Regions from separate parts of the Mus musculus genome. Here region 2 is linked to region 1. The links are chromatin contacts, found by Hi-C or POLR2A ChIA-PET in ENCODE. All regions are on one chromosome and are shown on one strand. Each heading gives the region's core, a stretch centred on a gene start or an enhancer-like site at or near the end of the contact. The rest is flanking DNA. Distances are from core to core; before and after follow the strand shown. Region 1 holds the start of Med31 (mediator complex subunit 31). Region 2 holds the start of Mybbp1a (MYB binding protein (P160) 1a).

Region 1 (2,700 bases), core at 89-2,588:
GAGACAAAATCATTCCCAACTCGGTTACCAATGCAACTTCGATGGAGAGGTAGTTCTAAACTGTAAACTGCAATACGCACTTTGCTCCCTTGCACTAAATTCTTTTGATGATCTCAGAATAAAATTCAAGCTCTTTACTGTAATCCCAGAAGATTTCCAAGACTCTATATGAAGTGGCATCTTCCTCCTTTTTGTTTTCTTCCTTATACCACGCTCTCATATACTAACTGATCTTTCTCTTACATAAACATCTTTGATTTTTAAAAAAAATGTAGACTTTCCCTTCTGTCTAGAATGCACTTCCCTCTAGATCCTGATATGGCTCACTGTCCACTCACACAAATCTCGGACCAAATGTAATCAGCAAGGCTTTCCCTGACCATATTCTCTAAAGAGTTCCCTACTCTCTACCACAAGACAGACAGCCTTTCCTTCGCGGGAATACAACAGCATGTTGTCTTACTTTCCCCTTTGTTGCATGTCTCTTCATTAGAGGAAGATCCTAGTCTTTTCCACTGCTCTAGCTGCCATGCTCTAACTACTACCTAGCATGCAGTAATACTCAGTTACCATCCTGTCAATCTCACGCCTCAGGCCAAGTGTCATGGCTTCTTCTTTACTTTCCCTTCCAAGATTATTAATGGTTTTATTGATTGTTTATTAATTGTCCTGTTTTTTCCTATACCCCCTGATTTAATTTTTTAAGTGTGGGTGGAATACTATGTATGACAACATGAGAAAATGTATAATGAAATATAAGTATTAATAAAGGCCAATTAATAATGTATGAAAGATGATACCTTGCCCTGTAGGTTTCAAGCAGGTATATGATCAGGCCAGCGGTCAAGAATCATGACAAGTTTGGCCCCTCTTTGCAAATTTCAAGTCGTCAACACATCCTAGAGTGACCTAAGACTATAAAACTTACCTGGTGTAGAGACTCAAAGAATCTCATTGTCCATCAGCCAGGTTTATACTGCACTACCAGTCTGAAACCTTCTGTGCTGGCTTCAAGTTAATAGCACACTGGGGTCAACAACAGGATGGTCTAAGGTGCTGCAATGTCAATACATGTTAACAGCCCCCAGAAACCACAGCCTGTTTCTTACACTGATTTATGGGTTCTTTCCATGAAACCAAAGATGCTCGGTTCTCCTGGAAGATGGCTGGCTGGCAACTCTTCAGTCCTGGCTAAGGACCTTTGGCACTTCATCGAGCCATTCTGGCACTCTGCCTGGCTGGGCTCTCAACACGGTGCACAGTAGTCTCCACCCTCAGGGATGACGACGCCCTGACGTGGCGGGAGGACGTTTCCGTGCACTGCGAGGAGGTTTCCACGTGCTGGGAGGACACCTCAAGGAACTGAGGGAGTCGCTTCGTGGAGGGGGTGAGGGAGGGCCCCTCTCGGTGGCGCTGGGAGGTCTCCACCTGCCGGGAAGACGTTCGAACCTGCCGGGAGGACGTCTCCACGCGGTGGGATGACGTTTCCTCGCGGTGGGACGACGTCTCCACGCGGACAGTCGATGTCTCCTTGTGGCGGGTGCTTTCCACTCGCGGGGCGGAGGACTTGCTCCTAAGGGGCGAGGCCATCCTGCCCATACACCTTGGTCAGGTGGGACAAAGAGGCCCAAGGATCATGCTCTGCGTCACGTCACACAGGGAAAGGTGACGTCAGGGTGGTGTATTACGTCGGGGTAGGTAGCAGGACTCTGAGACCTAAAAAATGAGAAGTCCTCCGGCACGCCCCGCTCGATATCTGCGCGCGCAGCCGGCCGGGTCTGCACAGATAGGTGGGGCTAATTTTCCCATAAGTGAGGTTGTCCCCGCCCTCGTGTCCCACTCTGCCCCGCGACCGGAAGTAGGAGCCGTGGCTTCCGGATTCTCACCAATCGAAGTCGCGGTTCGGTCGGGGCTGGTGGTGTTCGCCTCACTCTGATTGTTATGGCCGCGGCCGTCGCTATGGAGACAGGTACGTTGTGACTTGCACCCCGAGTCTTCACCCCAAGGGAATGGTCCTACGCCCCGAAATTCCCTCCCTTTTCCCTTTTCCTGCGCTGTCTTTCGGGTTCAACTTGGCATCCTTAGAGTTGGGACCGGCGGAGGAGAAGGCTGTGCTGCTTCTCAGACTATGGTCTGTGAAAACATCTTTGCTCCTGGGTTGCTCAAACCCCTACTCCAACCCTGGCTCTTGGGGCCGTGCAGGGCCGTGGGAGAGGACTGAGACCTTCCACTGTCTGTGCTGAAGGTACTCCCAAGAACTTGCCCGAAATATCGATAACCTGTGTATTCTAATGCGGACACCGCCTTCTCTCCATTGTTTAATCACTTTGCATCATGCTTCGGTTTTGTGTAGCACATTGATTTTGCTTAACGTAATCACAGTTGATAGTTGTGGTTATAACAACTTAGGGAACCGCACAGCTATTACAGACTGTCCAGTGATCTCCGCTAACAAAGTGGCCTGCAGGTGGTAAATTCCCATTCAACTTATTTTTTCCTCAATTAACTTTAAAGGATTTCTTTACTATTTTTTGTTTTACTATTTTTGTTTTGGAAACAGGGCCTCATTACTTAGTGAATATATATATATATATATATATATATATATATATATACACACACACACACACACATATATACACACACGCATATACATATATCTTTAATTTCTAAGAAAGTCTCTTCTGCACTTTGATATTT
Region 2 (2,700 bases), core at 29-2,528, 230 kb before region 1:
AAAAGGTTTGCAAAGAGACTAGGTCTCATCATTGCCTAGAAAAAGATTGAAAACACAGGTGAAGAGGGTCCCTCCCCATAGCTGTTCAGGAGCAGGTTGTCTGTCTGGGAATCTCACGCACCTTGTTCATGGCTTGTAGGCTGTATTTTTCTTGTATCTGATCCAGGATGTCACACAATGGGATGTCTTCAAAAGACTGCAACAGCTACCAGGCAAGACCAGAAAGAGCTCAGGAGTGGCCCAGGGACAACAAACCAGACCAAGTCCATTTCCCTCCTTCAGCTTTCCCCAATATAATCTCCGTGCTCCTCCCATCCCTCACAAGCGCTACTGCTTTCAAGGGACCACATCTTACATGGCTAAGCCCCACCTCCATCAAGGCTTCAGAAGGCCTAGGCTGCTTCTGTACCTCTTGGGAAAACCCATCCCATCCAAAGATCCTGTTCTGAGTTGCCTTGAGGCTGGTTAGTCTTCATTGCTTTTTGCTGTACAAATTTCTACGTGGTCTGTCATCAGTTGCCTTCCTAACCTGGAGGCGGCTCCCCAACCTTGCAGAAATCAACCTCAAAGTTCACTACTTCCAGTAACTGTAGCTAATACTCTGTAGCTGATAAACGTGTATCAGAAAGAAAACGTGTTCAACTCTTCCACCTGCCTGGACTTTGCTGTACATAGGCCATGTTTTGGCACTTCCTCCCACCCAAGTAAGGATGCCTGTATCCCCTCTGAAGCATCTCGGATTTCTTCTTACCCCGCAGCTTCGGTGCCCCCTACCCTTAGACGCCACCTTTGCCCAGCGAGATCGTGCCCTTGCCAGACACACAGTCTCACCTGTGCCAGCGCCAGGCTGTAGCAGGGCCTAGCGGCTTCTCGGCCCACCCCAAGCCCAGTGATTAGGCGCTTCAGGGCATATTTCATCTCCGAATCCTACGGAACCAAGAACATCCCTCGTGTTCAACAGTGATCTGAAGGGCCCACCCCTCCCCCTTGCATCCAGAGCCACGATGGGCCTGGGCCCCTCCATCATACATTGGGCCTTGTGCGCAAGTACTCCAACAACTTCTCCGTGGCCCGGAGCCGCGTTTCCTGATCCGGTTTCGCAATGTCCCAGAAGAAGTCCAAGAACTCGCGGCTGTGCTCCAGCAGGCTGTGGCGGTCGCTTTGCGCCGCTTCTGCGGGAGTCGCAGGCTCAGCTTTCGTGGGGCTCTTCATCTCCGCCATGCTGAGCCAAACACGTGGGCTCAGAAGACAGTCACTTCCAGGTCAGGTCTCGGCGCCTGCGCACTGGGACGTCCGAGTGAGGGCGGGGCCTAGCAGGTTGGAAGTGGCTTCCGTACGGCCTTGCCTTTCCCTTGTGGCTGTGGGTGGAGCAGAGTGTTCTCACACGCGCGTGTGCTCAGAAACTGATGCTTCGATCTCTTCCTTTAACCTGGAGGAGTTCCTGACGACCGGAGGTGCAAACAAATCCACGAAAAAGCCGTAGTATGATCTCTTCCCAGACCCGGGTCTGCTCGCGATCTAGTCCGAGACATCCGCTATTATTCCGCTTTTATTGTGTGCATCCGAACAAAGCCGCGGCTTCTGTGGACTTCCTTTCTAGTGGGAAGAGATGGTTGATGAACGAGTAGACAAATACATTTTAAATGATAGTTATGAGGAAAATAAGGAATGTAGGGAGCAGAGGGAGCCTTTTAAATGTTAAAAAACGTGAAAACATCGCCTGTTAAAAATTAAAGGGAGGGGCTGGAGAGATGGCTCATCGGTTAAGAGCTCTGACTACTCTTCCAGAGGTCCTGAGTTCAGTTCCCAGCAACCACATGGTGGCTCACAACCATCTGTAATGGGATCCAATCCACTCTTCTGGTGTGTCTGAAGACAGATACAGTGTATTCATAAAAATAAACAGCCGGGAGGTGGTGGCACACGCCTTTAATCCCAGCACTTGGGAGGCAGAGACAGGCGGATTTCTGAGTTTGAGGCCAGCCTGGTCTACAAAGTGAGTTCCAGGACAGCCAAGACTATACAGAGAAACCCTGTCTCGAAAAACCAAAAAAAAAAAAAAAACAAAAAACAAAAAAAAAAATAAAATAAAATAAACAACATTTTCTTAAAAAAAAAAAATTAAAGGGAAGCCGGGCATGGTGGTGCACACCTTTGATCCCAGCACTTGGGAGGCAGAGGCAGGTGGATTTCTGAGTTCAAGGCCAGCCTGGTCTACAAAGTGAGTTCCAGGGCAGCCAGGGCTACACAGAGAAACCCTGTCTCGAAAAACCAAACCAAACCAAAACAAAACAAAACAAAAAAAACCAAAAAACCCAAAACCACACACACACACAAAAACAAAACCAAAAAAAAAATTAAAGGGAAAATTCTATAGATTCTAAGATTCTATTTAAGAGACCATGACAAGACTGACATGTGAGCTGACAGCTGAGGGACAAGATGGGCTCTATTGTCCCCAGGGCAAAAATCTAAGAGCAGGCCAAGGACATTTCTTCTACAGAGGCCACTCATCTCTTACGGGAATGAGGTCAGTAAGGTGAGGAGGAGGACTCAGGTGCCAGGAGCAAGGTTATATAGAACCCAGGGCCAGGCTCAAGGGTTCAGAATTTCTTCAGAGAGTGCAGGGAGGATTTACATCTGATTTACAGTTTTAAAAGGTCAACTGTTAGCTGAGAGCAGCCACAGCCCGTGGCTGTG

Evidence for each region. Hi-C counts contacts between places; a loop is a spot of excess contacts on that map. ChIA-PET counts read pairs that join two places held with the same protein, here RNA polymerase II (POLR2A).
Region 2: a loop to region 1 is called in a map of regulatory T cell, with 4 times the contacts of the local background. The contact joins the promoter of Mybbp1a here to the promoter of Med31 in region 1. A Hi-C loop is called at or near these places in 10 of 37 maps with a recorded cell type or tissue (CH12.LX, ES-E14, T-helper 1 cell and 5 more). POLR2A ChIA-PET finds 5 or more read pairs at or near these places in 1 of 5 experiments (embryonic stem cell).

The regions. Positions count from the first base shown.
Region 1 is chr11:72,214,230-72,216,929 of GRCm38, reverse strand. Med31 (mediator complex subunit 31) reads left to right here and starts at 1,338. Exons shown (of 4, transcript NM_026068.2): 1 at 1,338-1,969. The coding sequence starts at 1,942. 4930563E22Rik (RIKEN cDNA 4930563E22 gene) reads right to left here and starts at 1,792. Exons shown (of 1, transcript NM_001163728.1): 1 at 1-1,792. The coding sequence starts at 1,599. The coding sequence ends at 1,210.
Region 2 is chr11:72,439,905-72,442,604 of GRCm38, reverse strand. Mybbp1a (MYB binding protein (P160) 1a) reads right to left here and starts at 1,278. Exons shown (of 26, transcript NM_016776.3): 1 at 1,030-1,278; 2 at 832-927; 3 at 122-205; 4 at 1-35. The coding sequence starts at 1,221.